Linked DNA regions of Homo sapiens: region 2 is linked to region 1. Evidence: chromatin loops called from intact Hi-C (ENCODE). Cell type or tissue: natural killer cell. All regions are shown on one strand. Links, peaks and the distances in the headings refer to the core of each region. The heading gives the core; the rest is flanking DNA.

Evidence for each region. A loop is a pair of places that touch in the nucleus more often than their neighbours do. Peaks named below come from ENCODE experiments on the same cell type or tissue, not always from the same donor. Only the 100,000 strongest peaks of a DNase experiment are listed, where the experiment ranks them.
Region 2: it touches region 1 in a loop (2.8-fold over the local background); 10 of 110 quality-filtered maps call a loop at or near these places.

What each region holds. Positions count from the first base shown.
Region 1 is chr1:91,510,893-91,518,290 of GRCh38, forward strand. It overlaps CDC7 (cell division cycle 7), which reads left to right. Exons shown (of 12, transcript NM_003503.4): 5 at 705-798; 6 at 889-1,031; 7 at 2,166-2,415; 8 at 3,056-3,151; 9 at 3,927-4,105; 10 at 4,902-4,984. Among named protein-coding and RNA genes, the nearest start is that of CDC7, 14 kb to the left of the region's middle. In natural killer cell, for the core only: CTCF peaks have their summits at 717 (motif pointing right), 2,475 (motif pointing right) and 2,683; DNase peaks (open chromatin) are centred at 709 and 2,459.
Region 2 is chr1:91,682,941-91,689,240 of GRCh38, forward strand. It overlaps TGFBR3 (transforming growth factor beta receptor 3), which reads right to left. Exons shown (of 17, transcript NM_003243.5): 17 at 1-917. The coding sequence ends at 799. Among named protein-coding and RNA genes, the nearest start is that of CDC7, 190 kb to the left of the region's middle. RefSeq lists enhancers at 816-1,319, 1,799-1,878. In natural killer cell, for the core only: no CTCF peak of the experiment used is centred there; a DNase peak (open chromatin) is centred at 1,971; H3K27ac peaks cover 3,704 bases.

The DNA of each region.
Region 1 (7,398 bases), core at 519-5,518:
TTCTTATTTGGCTCTCTAACTTGGCTTCTTCCAAGCTCAGTTTTCTTTTCTCGCTATTAATTTTCATGTCTGTAGGTATCACTTCTCTGCAGGTACTCTCACTGACTTCTCACTTGTCTTCTCACTTAAGGCTTAGTCCCTTGTCTAGATAACTCTATCAAAATGATGAGGTCTGGTTTTAGATGCTTCTTTTACTGGCTTCTCTACTCATTTTTTGGTATCTCTATTGTTTTCTTACTCAGGCTCAAAATCATAGAAATCACCTTTGTCCTATTTTCCTCTTTTATGAAGCAGTGTAACATAGTGATTAAGAACATATATCTGGAGCAAAATGCCTGGGTTCAAATCCTGGCTCATTGATCTATTAGTTTAGTGACCTTGATTTATTTATTACTGTTACCATCTTATCTGCTAAGTCTTATTAATCTTTTCCCTTTTTTCTCATTCTGCTGCTTCCCCAGTCACAACTATAATTACCTCGTTTGAATTATTATAGTAACTTCAAAACTGGTGCCATTTTTGTTTTAAAAGAAAACTTTAACACGAGAACACAAGTCACTTGTGTTTATATTATGTGATGATGATTTAAGTCAGTTTTCTAGCAATATGTATGCATTGCTAAAATTGCGGTTTTTAAAATTAGGCATAAAGTTTCAGTCCCTCTGACCTTTCTTCTAAAAGTTCCTTGTGCATTTTTCCACTAGGGGGCAAGATAATGTCATGGGAGTTAAATACTGCTTTAGGAAGAATGATCATGTAGTTATTGCTATGCCATATCTGGAGCATGAGTCGTTTTTGGTAGGTTTTAATATTTCTTGAATTTTTATTAGCTAAATATTTAATTGCAAACAATATTTGTAACTCATTTCATTTGTAACTTTGTTTTAGGACATTCTGAATTCTCTTTCCTTTCAAGAAGTACGGGAATATATGCTTAATCTGTTCAAAGCTTTGAAACGCATTCATCAGTTTGGTATTGTTCACCGTGATGTTAAGCCCAGCAATTTTTTATATAATAGGCGCCTGAAAAAGTAAGTATGAAGAGTTACTAGAAAATATTTATCCTATTTCTTTTAAAAAACAATTTTATTGTCTATATTTAAGGTATTGAACATGATGTTATATATAGTACAAAAGTTACTATTGTGAAGCAAATATTTATCTCAGTTACCCATCTTATTTTTGTTTTTACGGCAAGAGCAGCTAAAATTTACTCATTTAGTATGAATCTCATATACAGTACAGTTTTATTACCTGTAATCTTCAGAGTGTGCATTAGGTCTAGATTTATTTATCCTACATATCTGCTACTTTGTATCCTCTGACTTATATCTCTTAGATATAATATAACATACTGCAATAGCCATGCACAGATTATTTCTGTTTCAGTTTCTTTGTGATTGGAAAGGGAAATTTGGTGATGAAGAAGATAAAATTGTATTAGTGGAATAATGTACATTATTAGATGTACTATGGTTCAGTGGAAATAGCATGAACTAACAGACTTAGAGTCTAATAATTTTTGACCTTAGACATGTCTCTTATCTCTGGACTTCATTTTTCTTTTCTAGTAAGTGAGGGGATTGGACCACATGATAGCCAATTTCCTGTTTTAACACAAAAGTTTTATTTTTATGTATACTTTTTAATGCTGATTATAATTATAGAGAAATTATAAGCTAAAAATAACATAAATACCTCTATATAATGGATCATATTAAACATAATAATATTATAACTTCTTTTTTGAGCTTTTATATGCCTGACTTTTTAATTTTCTTTAATTGGATCAGATTTTAAAACCATGATTTTAATTTTTTTAAGCTTTCTTAACTAGAAATTATCTGCTATGATGCCATCTCTGCCACCATCAGAGAACAACGGACTGTGTTTATGTTATGTATTCCTCTTCTGCCTTATTAACACAGACCACTGGAAAAAGAAAATTTGATTGTGGGACAACTCTTAATTTTCAATCCTGGTTAGCTGTTAAATTCTTACTTTGTCTGGAAAACTTATTTTTTTTTCTTTTTTCCAGAATGTTATAAATTCCTAATTGATCCCAAAAAGAATTACAGTTTTTATGAGGATGGTTTGAGAGTATTACAATGTTACTAAGCTTTAATTGCTACAGATAAGTAAAAATGCTTAATTTTGTCTCTTAGGTATGCCTTGGTAGACTTTGGTTTGGCCCAAGGAACCCATGATACGAAAATAGAGCTTCTTAAATTTGTCCAGTCTGAAGCTCAGCAGGAAAGGTGTTCACAAAACAAATCCCACATAATCACAGGAAACAAGATTCCACTGAGTGGCCCAGTACCTAAGGAGCTGGATCAGCAGTCCACCACAAAAGCTTCTGTTAAAAGACCCTACACAAATGCACAAATTCAGATTAAACAAGGAAAAGACGGAAAGGTTCTATCTCTTTTATTTCTTAAGTACCGACACTGTTTTAGAAATATACTCCTTCAACCAACAGAGGGAGATAGAATACTAGGATAGTACTTATAATTTAAAAAACTTTTTTTTGCATTTGTTATATGTATTCATTTGATTAAATTTTCACTAAGATTTGTACTGAATCATTTTGGTTACTATTTTAAAACTAAAATTTACTTTGTCAGTTTATAACATCTGTCATTAACTATTATGAAATCATATTTTATGACAAAAATGGAAAATATTAAATTTTCCCTGCATGTTAAAAAGTTCAGATTAATTATCCTTTTTAAAAGAAAGCATTAGTTATAGGGGAGGAATTCTGAAGTGTCTATCTCCATTTTAGCTGCACAGCAAAATGTAACATCCATGCAGGTGGTTTTTGAATTTTTTTTTAGTTATATATATTTGTGGACTATGATAACATTGTATGGGTGTTGAGTTCTGTCTAGACTATTTTCTCCTTTCACAGAAGTGGTTTGGTGCCTGAGAATGACTTGGATGCAGCTGTTTTTGTTTCATCTCACTTAACTCTTTCAAAACTATGGCAGAGTACAGCTGGCAGAAAGTGTTACAGATATAATCCTTATTTTCCTTGTTTTTGTTGGTATTGTAGGAGGGATCTGTAGGCCTTTCTGTCCAGCGCTCTGTTTTTGGAGAAAGAAATTTCAATATACACAGCTCCATTTCACATGAGAGCCCTGCAGTGAAAGTAAGTAATGTAGCTTAATAGCATAATGGTCAGTCAGTCATACACTGAAGAGAATTTAGGTAATAACTAGATTAACATTTATTATCAGAAATTTTTTTAAACTAGAGTTTGGCTTTGGCAGAAGGTATTACTGCTTTAAGCATTTAGTCAAAACTTGTTTTCTCCAGTTTTTTTCTGAACTTTTCTGGTGGAATTTTTTCTCATTTTTGGTTAGCTATTACTGTCTTTCTCTAGAGGAACATTTAGAACATTAAGGGCTTTCTGTCATTGCTAGAGTGTGAGCTCCATACAGTTAGCTAACTATTCTGACACATAGTTGATAGTGTAAAGATGTTTGTAAAGTTAACAAAATCATCATCAATGTAGATGATTTCAGATTGACTTATGATATCTTGTGACAGCTAGACAGCATGAGCAACAAATTAAAACTGTGATTTTAGCCAACGTACTTGTGCAGTTTACAGTTCTGAAATGGAGTTAGACACTAGAACATAACTGTTTTATACTTCTGTAATATATCAGGAAAAGTTCTAATAAAGTATAACTCAAATATTGGCCAAGCTAGGACTAATTAGTAAATTTTAATATAAGGTGACTTTACAGAAAAACCCAAGAAGACCTTAAACATTTTAATAGACAACAGTTTATTTACAGTCCAATAGCCATTCAGCAGTTTTTAAAGTTATGCTTCCGCTATTGCTTTTTGCCATACTAGCATTTTAGGACATCATGTTTAATATCATGAAAATAGAAAAATGAGACTTTTCTTTTACAGCTCATGAAGCAGTCAAAGACTGTGGATGTACTGTCTAGAAAGTTAGCAACAAAAAAGAAGGCTATTTCTACAAAAGTTATGAATAGTGCTGTGATGAGGAAAACTGCCAGTTCTTGCCCAGCTAGCCTGACCTGTGACTGCTATGCAACAGATAAAGTTTGTAGTATTTGCCTTTCAAGGTAATGTGTTTTGATGGTGTTATAAAATCACCAGCATGCTGCCATTAGAAATTGCATTGACTTGGGTGGATAATTTTGTGAGTGCAAGGGATCAGTTCAGATCAGTGAACTGCAATGGGCCTTGATGCAGAGCAGTAGTATGTTGAAGAGCAAATGATAACAGTTTTCATATATTATTTATTTAATATGGATATACTCTGGAAAACACATTTGCTCTTATATGCAAATAAGTGGGACGGGGTGGCTTTTAGAAGCTTAGAATCACACATTTTGATTGCTGATGTAGTCTTTTCTGTTTTCTCTTTTTATTCCCGCTTATGTGGAGTAACCAGAACCAAATAGTAGAGCTCCTCTTTTACTCCCACCTCCAACTCTTTGACTCATAAATTTCTTCCTTTCCTTCAAGGCTTGGCTTTCATAAAGCCTTTCTTGATTAACTCAAATATATAAGTGTATCTGTGATCAATTACTCCAAACAAATGAATTTTTATACCTGTGAATTGCTATTGGGTTCTATTTTTTCTATTATGGCTCTTATTATCCACTACTGCTTTTTATTCTTGGAGGTTATTTTAAACCTTTCTGGAGTAAGTCCGGGGAACTAGTAGAGGGGGTAAAAAACAGAAGAAGAAAAATCTAGGATTTTTATCACACTAGATTATCATTTACTTTATAGTAACACTTATTATATAGGTATCAAGGCAAAATTTACTGTGAACTAAATTGATGAATGTTATTTTTTAGACTTACATAGTTCAACTTTAACATAACTAGAGAAATCTTATTTCATCATAAGGCGTCAGCAGGTTGCCCCTAGGGCAGGTACACCAGGATTCAGAGCACCAGAGGTCTTGACAAAGTGCCCCAATCAAACTACAGGTATGTTGTACTGGAAATACAGAACCTAGTTAAAATGGATTGTTCCAGACGTATTTTATTTTATGATCTTTGTCTATTTATAACTAATATTTGAGTTCTTCTGCTTTTAATTATGTAAGCAGTTCTTGCAGTGTGGCATTCCTATTTTTGAGCTAATGCTATTCTTTATGAAAGTTTTTAATCCTAATGTTGCCTCTCTTTTTTTGTTTAAACAGTTTATTCCATAGATTACATTTTGCGTATTTATTTACAAGATGATCTTACCATCTTGTAAATAAATACGCAAAATGTAATCTGTGGAATTTTGCTGACATCACCTTTGTGGGGGAAAAAATTATGTTTAATAGTTTTTGCCAGCCAAAGACTTAAAGCATTTTATTTGCTTGCTTAATACCTCAAAAGTTTCCTGTGATGTAGATATATTTGTGTTTGATTAAAATTACTTTTGTTATTATATAAACAATATAATAGCAGTTAGAAGGTTTTGAAAAAGAAAAATGTCTTCCGTAATCTAAAAACTTACCATGGAGCTGGAATCCAGGAAACATCTTGAATGAATAGATGAATCCTGCTATTCACTTGGATTATGGGCTTTGAAGAAATGTATTCATTCATTGAATGTCTGTTCTTGCTTGCTAATGATAACAAATAAATAAATGAGACCATCTGTTCACACTCTAGTCAGGACACCATCAAATAATTATAAAATAACCTGTTGAGTATGGTAATAAAACTTATTCAGGGTATTTAAGGAGTATCTAACTATCCTAACCCAAAGAGATTATGAAAGGCAATTCATGAAAGAAATGACCTCTTAGAATGTAAATTGGGCTGAGAAGTTAGCATAGAGGCATGAGCCAAGGAACTCAAGAAACAGCATACAGGAAACTAAAAAAGTTTCATTTTGGCCAGACGCGGTGGCTCATGCCTGTAATCCCAGCACTTTCGGAGGCTGAGATGGGCGGATCACCTGAGATCAGGAGTTTGAAACCAGCCTGACCAACATGGTGAAACCCCATCTCTACTAAAAATACAAAAATCAGCTGGGTGTGGTGGTGCGCACCTGTAATCCCAGCTACTCAGGAGGCTGAGGCAAGAGAATCACTTGAACGCAGGAGGCGGAAGTTGCAGTGAGCCAAGATCGCACCATTGCCCTCCAACCTGGGCGACAGCAAGACTTCATCTCAAAAAAAAAAGTCCAATTTTGCTAGAATATTAAGATGCAAGTTGAGGAATGGTGAGAGATAAACCTGGAATGAGGTAGACAAGGTCAGACCACAGTTGTTACAGTTTGGACTATATACTGTAGATATTGGAAAGTTAAGTGAAAAAAGTGACAATGGTATATCCTAGATGGATCATTCTGGCAGGCGTGCAAACAGATTAGCTTTTGGAGAGTGGTGGCATGAATTTGTCCGGGTGAGAGGATGAAAATGTGAATGAGGGTATTGGTAATAGGAATGAAAAGAAAAGTGAAGGGTTAGAAAGGCAGAGCTTGGTGGATAATTGGATGTAGAATTAGGGTGTGGTATGGTGAGGGAAAAAGGCATTCAGGATGTTTACCAGATTCCTAGCTTGGGAGACTTGGATGTGTACCAGTAACCAAGGTGGAGAGTAAAGGAGAAGTAACTGGTTTATAGGGGAAGGTAAGGTTAGTTTGGGGTATAATTGGTTTGAGGTATTTGTGGGACATCCAAATAGAGATTTCCAGCAGAATCAAAGTTAAGTCTGATGCTCAGCGAAGGAGCTGGGCTAGAAATACAGATGAATGTCATCATTATATAAATGACAGTTGAAGCCATGAAGTGGATGGACCAATCAGGGAGAGTATACAGAGGGAGAAGTTAAAACTCTGAGGAATATCCGTCAGCACTTAAGGCTTGGAGAAAACATTGAAGGAGCAGGCAGAGGTACCAAAGGAGCTAAGAAAGGCAAGTAGGGCCGGGCACAGTGGCTCATGCCTATAATACCAGCACTTTGGGAGGCCAAGGCAGGCAGATCACTAGGTCAGGAGTTCGAGATCAGCCTGGCCAATATGGCGAAATCCCGTCTCTACTAAAAAGTACAAAAAATTAGCAGGGCATGGTGGCACACACCTGTAGTTCCAGCTACTGGGGAGGCTGAGGCAGGAGAATTGAACCCGGGAGGCAGAGGTTACAGTGAGCCAAGATCGCACCATTGCACTCCAGCCTGAGCAACAGAGTGAGACTCAGTCTCAAAAAAAAAAAAAAAAAAAAAAAGGTGATACAGTAGCCCAAGGAACAGAGAGCAGATAACCTGGTGATACTAGGAAGTCAACAATTAAGAGAGATGTCAACTTTAAGAAAAAAAAAAAAGAGCTTTTTAACATCAAGTTGAGCTAGTCGTAATCTTTAACTACCAGAATTCAGAAGATTAAAGTTTCTATAGTGGGA
Region 2 (6,300 bases), core at 1-5,000, 170 kb after region 1:
ATTAGGAATGGGCACAAATCTGTGGTTCCTGATTTTGGTCATTTTCAATTTCTGTAGGCCTGTAAGAAATACAAAATTTGCATTAAGACATTTTGCAGTGGTGTATGCAAGTATGGGAAGAAACAGGAAGCTGATAAGGTCATCAGCATTGGTTTTGGCCCAGGGCACAAGAAAGGAATGTTGCCTTAACACTTGTCAGGGTGCAGTCCCTGAGGGCAGCACCCATCAAGGGACACATCAGACCCCACAGGTTGTGGCAGCAAGGTCAGAAGTGTGCATCCAGACAAAGGTGCAAATTAGACAGGAGGATCGCTTAGAAAGCCTCAAAGCATTTCTTGTTTTACATCTTGGTTCAGATATAAAGAATCTTTGGCCGCATCTCCTCACTGGTTCTACTATCTGGCTATTAACCCTTTACCAACTCCTTGAGTCTGGGTAAAACTCAGGGCCCCAAATTATGGATGTTCTCACCTGGACAAAGCAGCATTTTAAAAACTGGCATGTGTTTCACATTGAAAACCCCCAAGCCTGTGAGGGGCTGGTGGAGAAGACCACCATTTTAGCTTTCTCACATGAATTCTAGTGTGGTACAGAAGCCCAGGGTCATGTTTATACTAGCCCTGGGTGTGGGGTGAATACAACGGGTGATCTTTATACTGAAATTCACTCTGTCTTTACAAGGGAACCAAAATCCAGCCCTCTGAGTCTGGACACGAGGCTCAGCCATTGGTCCTGCCCTTGGCAGTAGCTGAGCTGAGCTGGGCTGGGCTGGGTTGGGCCGGGTTGGGCTGGGTTGGGCTAGGCCGTGCTGCTGCTGGAGCAAGGCGTGCTCTGCGTGCTGCCGATGCTGTGGGCAGCACTGCTGTTTTCCGAGGCTGGCGGGGAGGTGGGGACTTGCTGCCTTCCTGCTGTCTCCCCTGCAGTTAATAAAGAAAAGGCAGAGTCAGAGAAAGACGCATATTATGTATGTGCATTCCTGAAAAGATCATTTATTCCGCATTTGCCATTTTAACTGATATTTTTCTCAACCAGGGCAGAAGCAACTAGACTAGGTCCTAGATGGCTGGAATACCTTCTAAAATAAGGTTTTGCTATTTGTTGTTTTATTTTTAAAGCATCATGAATGGGAAAAAGAAGACAGCTGACTGACAGGCAGCTCTAGTGGCTAAGACCCCTGAGAGTTGATGACAAAGTCCCTGGATTTCAGGGTCCACAACCTTTGATGAAATCACCACCACTTGGTCTGTGTGAGCTGGCAACTGACCAGCACCTGTATTCAGGAAACACTGTCCATCTTCTCTCATAAAGACACTGTAGGATTTGGAGGGTGTGACCTTTCAATTGTAGTTAAGAGAACCCTGGAAGTTTGGGAGCCTTGTTCTGAATGCACTTGTTAAAAACAGGAGTGAAATATAGACTTTGTCCTAGCTACAGTAGAGAGAGCCTTGTGTGCCAAACAGATAAATTACCTGAGAAACCGGGGTGGGGGATAGCTGCTATTGGAAAAACCTTTTGGGGAAGGGGTTTAGCTGTTTGCACATGGGGACTGCAGTTGCCAGCGAATGGCCTCTCTTCCCCACTGAGGTTCCCTGTGGGGTGCAGTGTGAGTATCTCCTAACACTTTAAGCATCCCACTTTTCATTACACACCCCACTGCATTTTAGCTAAAGCCATTCATCGTGCCAAATGTGCAGTGCTTTGGAGAGGAAGGAAACCTCAAGTCACACACATGGTTTGCATTTAACAGTGCAAAAGGCCCTAGAGTTAGTCTTCTCTTCGGCAAAACCGGCCTCAGTGCAACCCTCAAAAAATGGCTCTAGGTAGGGAAAAGCGATCAGGGCTCTCCAATAAAAAACACTGCATTTACTTTGAAAAGTCAGAGCATAAACTTCATAAACTTCTTGTAAGCAGCATCCCCTCCTTCAATGTGGGAAACCCCAGAGGGCCAGGCCTGTTTATGAATGAGCCTCCTCTTTCCTGTCATGCTGAAATACACATCTATCAGCCGGAGATAAGCAACCCTTCCAGCTGCTTCATTAAAACAAAACACTCGAGGAAAGGCCCTGCCCTCCAGTGCAGGAACTTGGCCCCATTACTTCCATTCTCTTTCTGGGGCCCCTCAAAAGCCTCTGTGAAAAAAGCAGTTCTGCAAAATGTAGAACTGGCTCATGTCCCTGGGTCTGGTTACAGCTTTTCCTGTCACCCCTTTCATGAACCACACAGCTATACACACTTTTGCATCAACCTCAAAGTATTTATGTGCTTGTTGTAAGTTTGGCCCTTGTTGTACTTCCTCTAATTATCTTTTCTTCTGGGATTGGCGGGATGGATAGGGGACTGGGGTCAATATTCCTGAGAAGCGGAGAAGCACTGCCTTTTTTTTTTTTTTTTTTTTTTTGTGAGACGGAGTCTCGCTCTGTCCCCTAGGATGGACTGCAGTGGCATGATCTTGGCTCACTGCAACCTCCACCCCCCGGGTTCAAGCAATTCTCCTGTCTCAGCCTCCCGAGTACCTGGGACTACAGGCATGTGCCACCATGCCTGGCTAATTTTTTGTATTTTTAGTAGAGACACGATTTCACTGTGTTAGCCAGGATGGTATCGATCTCCTGACCTCGTGATCGGCCCACCTTGGCCTTCCATAGTGCTGGGATTACAGGCGTGAGCCACCACGCCCGGCTGAAACACTGCTTTTGACTTTTTTGGAAACCTATGTTTTGGACCCTCCCCAGCACTGCCCTCTACTCTTCATGTGTGTGTATAATTAAGGCTGGGGAAATTAGCCTCCATGGCAATAACTTTCTGCCAAAAATTCACTTTCCCCAGAGTAGGAGCTTTATTTCTAGAAGGGAATCAAATCTCTTAACTATTCTGAGGTCAAAACAAAAACAACCTCCAGAGACCCAAACAACTCTAGATATACTTTAAGAATTTGACTCCCTTACAAACCACATGTTGGTCCATACCCAGCTGGATCCTCACATAATCAATCAGAAGGACTAATGTGGCTATGCATGAACCACATTTTAAAAATATTTTTTCCTATTTTAATAAGGATACATCTGAAAAGCAGGAGGCCAACTCCATCTTTTTCTTTTTTGGCTCACCTGGGCTTTGTTTGCTCAGCCCAACAGCAGGTAAAAGAGAAGGCCTTGCTTCATCAAGCAATAGGGAGCAAGTGTGCTCCTCCAGGATCTGCCCTGTGCTTGATTATTCACATTCAGGAAAAGTGCCAGGACTATGCCCTGCCCAGGAAGCCTGAATATCTGCTTTCCGATGTCTATTTGCCAAATATAATTTGTTGCCATGTCAGTTTATTTTCATCCGTGCCCATTAAAGAGACCTTTCAACTTCCCGAGTTTTGGGAACTCTTGTTCTGGTAATGCAAAACACTTCAAAACAAAACCCCAAACAAAACAAAGAAGCCTCCGCACTCAAGACTGCAGGATGCATCTCACCAGCTGGATAAGTCAAGTTAACCTAATATTATATTGACTTTGATCCAATAATGGGCCAAGGTGAGTCTCTGTCTGAGAATCTGCTGGGAAATATTGAAAGTCCCCTCTTCAGACCATCCTTTCCAGTTCTGTGGCTATTTTCACATGTAAGATGCAAGGTTTCTCAATATAACCATGTTTTAAAAATAACTCTTACCTTTTGACAGATTAAGTTTTTTCACTGTCAAATGGAAGTGATGCTACAGAAAAATTCACCATGAGGAAGAAAGTTGAATGTACAGATGCTTCTACTTAATGGGCCAACAGAGACCCCTGGGTTTTCTGAGATGGGTCTTTGGCTGTCTGCTCTCCACTGCAGTGGTCTCTGATTTCGTGGAGCACCAACTTTCTCTAAAACATCCCTTGGGTGACAAGTATAACAAGGCTGCTCCTAAAGGAGATGGGCAGGGAGGACCTCGTGGCTAAGCAGACTAGGCCCAATTAACACATCTAAGAAATTCAAGGAGGGCGCCTTGCTTGTAAATAAATATCAGACTTGGCCAGCAGAGGAAATGTACTCAGTCTTCCTGCTTTCCTCCTAAAATATCAAACCACATTGAGGGAACAGAGATTTGAGAGGAGGGAGAGTGAGTAGGGGAGAGAGGAATTTGGTGCCTGACATACTCTGGAGGAGGAGAGTACACTGAGGATAAGGACACTAAGGATTAATTCCACCCATCTCACAGTTAGCCTATGGCTGGGCCTAGATACTGCCAGAGATGCCTCAAGAAATAGAAAAACAAAGCCAGGTGCAGTCACTTACAGTGCCAGCTTAGGAGGCTGAAGGGGGAGGATCTCCTGAGGCCAGGAGTTAGAGACTGCAGTGAGCTATGATCTCACCTGTGAAGAGCCTCTGCACTCCAACCTGGGCAACAGAGAGAGACCCTGTCTCTACCAGGGGGAAGAAGAAAAAAAGAAGCAAAAACAAACAAACAAAAAACATTTCTTAATGGAGAATGTTTTATTTCTTTAGCATGGCATGGAGTTGCCCAGATCTGACTTCCTGCTACCTCTTTGGCGTCTATATTACAACTGTATTCTTATTTCTAAGTCTTTCACCATGGCAGGTCCTGGGGAAGAAACTATTCAAGAAAGATGTGAATAGCATGGGAGGACTCTGTGGGGAAACAAGAGAAGAGTTAAAAAGAAAGGTGAGGGCAAGCTTGGTATTTAGGCCAAAGGAGACTATTGCAAATACTCTCCATGAGGATTATTACAAATAGGAGCAGACAGCTGTTCTTTATCTCCCTGGAGGGCAGAACATGAGGAAATGAGTTTAAATGGCAGGACTAGGGATTTAGATCAGATAGAAAAGAACTTGCTGATTATGAGGATTGGTTAGTTATAGAGGGAATTTATGGAATCTCCTTCTCAGGAGATATTTAAGCACAGGATTGAAAACCATATACCTGGGGACACTTTAGATTTAATATTCCTTGATGCTAGAAAGAAAATAAAGATATTTTCTTCTAGATCTACGTGTTGGATGCGATTTTCTATCAATTAATGTCTCAGTTTCTTGATCTCCTAACTGTAATTAATTCACAAGCTCACTCTTTAAGCAGAGTGAACGATACTACCTTTAATTTAGAGAAGTCTTCAATCACTTTTTATCATTTTCAAATTTCATTCCTCCCCAGCCTCCACACAAAAGACTCTTCTTTTGCAGCAAAATTCTCCAGGAGGGGTGAGTTAGATGTTGTTAGAAGTCACGGGGAAAAGACTATATCAAGAATTAAAGTTTTTCACAATGTCCTGCCTACTACTTTCTTTCTATATTCCTGCAGTGTGGCCAACCTGTTTGTATATGGACTTTGGTTTTCTGTGGTATCTTCCCTGCCTTTGTGGCCCCTGAATAGGATGCAAAATCTGATAATAACTAAGAAGAAGAAGAAAAGCAAGAGGGAAAGAGAAATCAGGTGGAGGAGGAAGGCTGTCCTCCACAGCTATCGCTACAACCCTGAGTCAGAAACTGGACTTGAAGCTCTGGTTTGTTCAATGGCTAGACTTGCTACCTTAGTAGGTATATTAGTTGTGTTTCCCTTTAGTCAACACAGAGATAATCACTACTTCACAGGGTTATTAGGGTGAGCGTACTTAAAACAAGAAATGCGTAATAAAAGCTTTTTCAACTTTAAGGCTGCTCTGATGTGTAAGCAGAAAAAAAATCTAAGCGTGTAAGGAACACTGTTTCACAGAGCATAATAAAATGCTGAAGTTTTGAATTAGGTGTGCCCGTCCCAACTCATCAGGCAGTTTTCAACAACCCTCCATGGAACACACCATGTGTTCTTAAAGCAAAAGTCAAGCGCATACCCAAAAGTCCACCCAAGTCAGGTAAGAGGTTTTCATTAGAAGTAGCTCGGGAGGTGCCAATGTGTTCAGAGGCCTGAGGTTTCTCCAGGTTCCCAAGTGTAGCCCGATGAAAAGAGAAACAGCAAGCAGACAGACTAAGGTGTGATAAGGTAGGAGGCAAGAGACCAAGTCCCAGGGATCAGACAGATGCAGCTGGAACAGACGGAAACCCCAATGTGACTGTAAAGAAGGCAGGCTCCACTCTCTTTTCACTCAAATGCCCATATCATTATTTTATAAAACCATTAAACACAGAGGTTAAGATGAATGCCTTCGGCTTTCCTGGTGTCTATTGGTGTGTCTTTTTCTCTCAAAAAACAAAGCACCTCCCGGAGCATCTGGCCATTCATACCCTTCCCCCTTCTTCTCACCCTCCCCTCAGTTTCCATAAAAGGTTAATAGAAAACTTAATTCTTCAGATTAGAAACACTTCTTCTTTCTCCAGTGA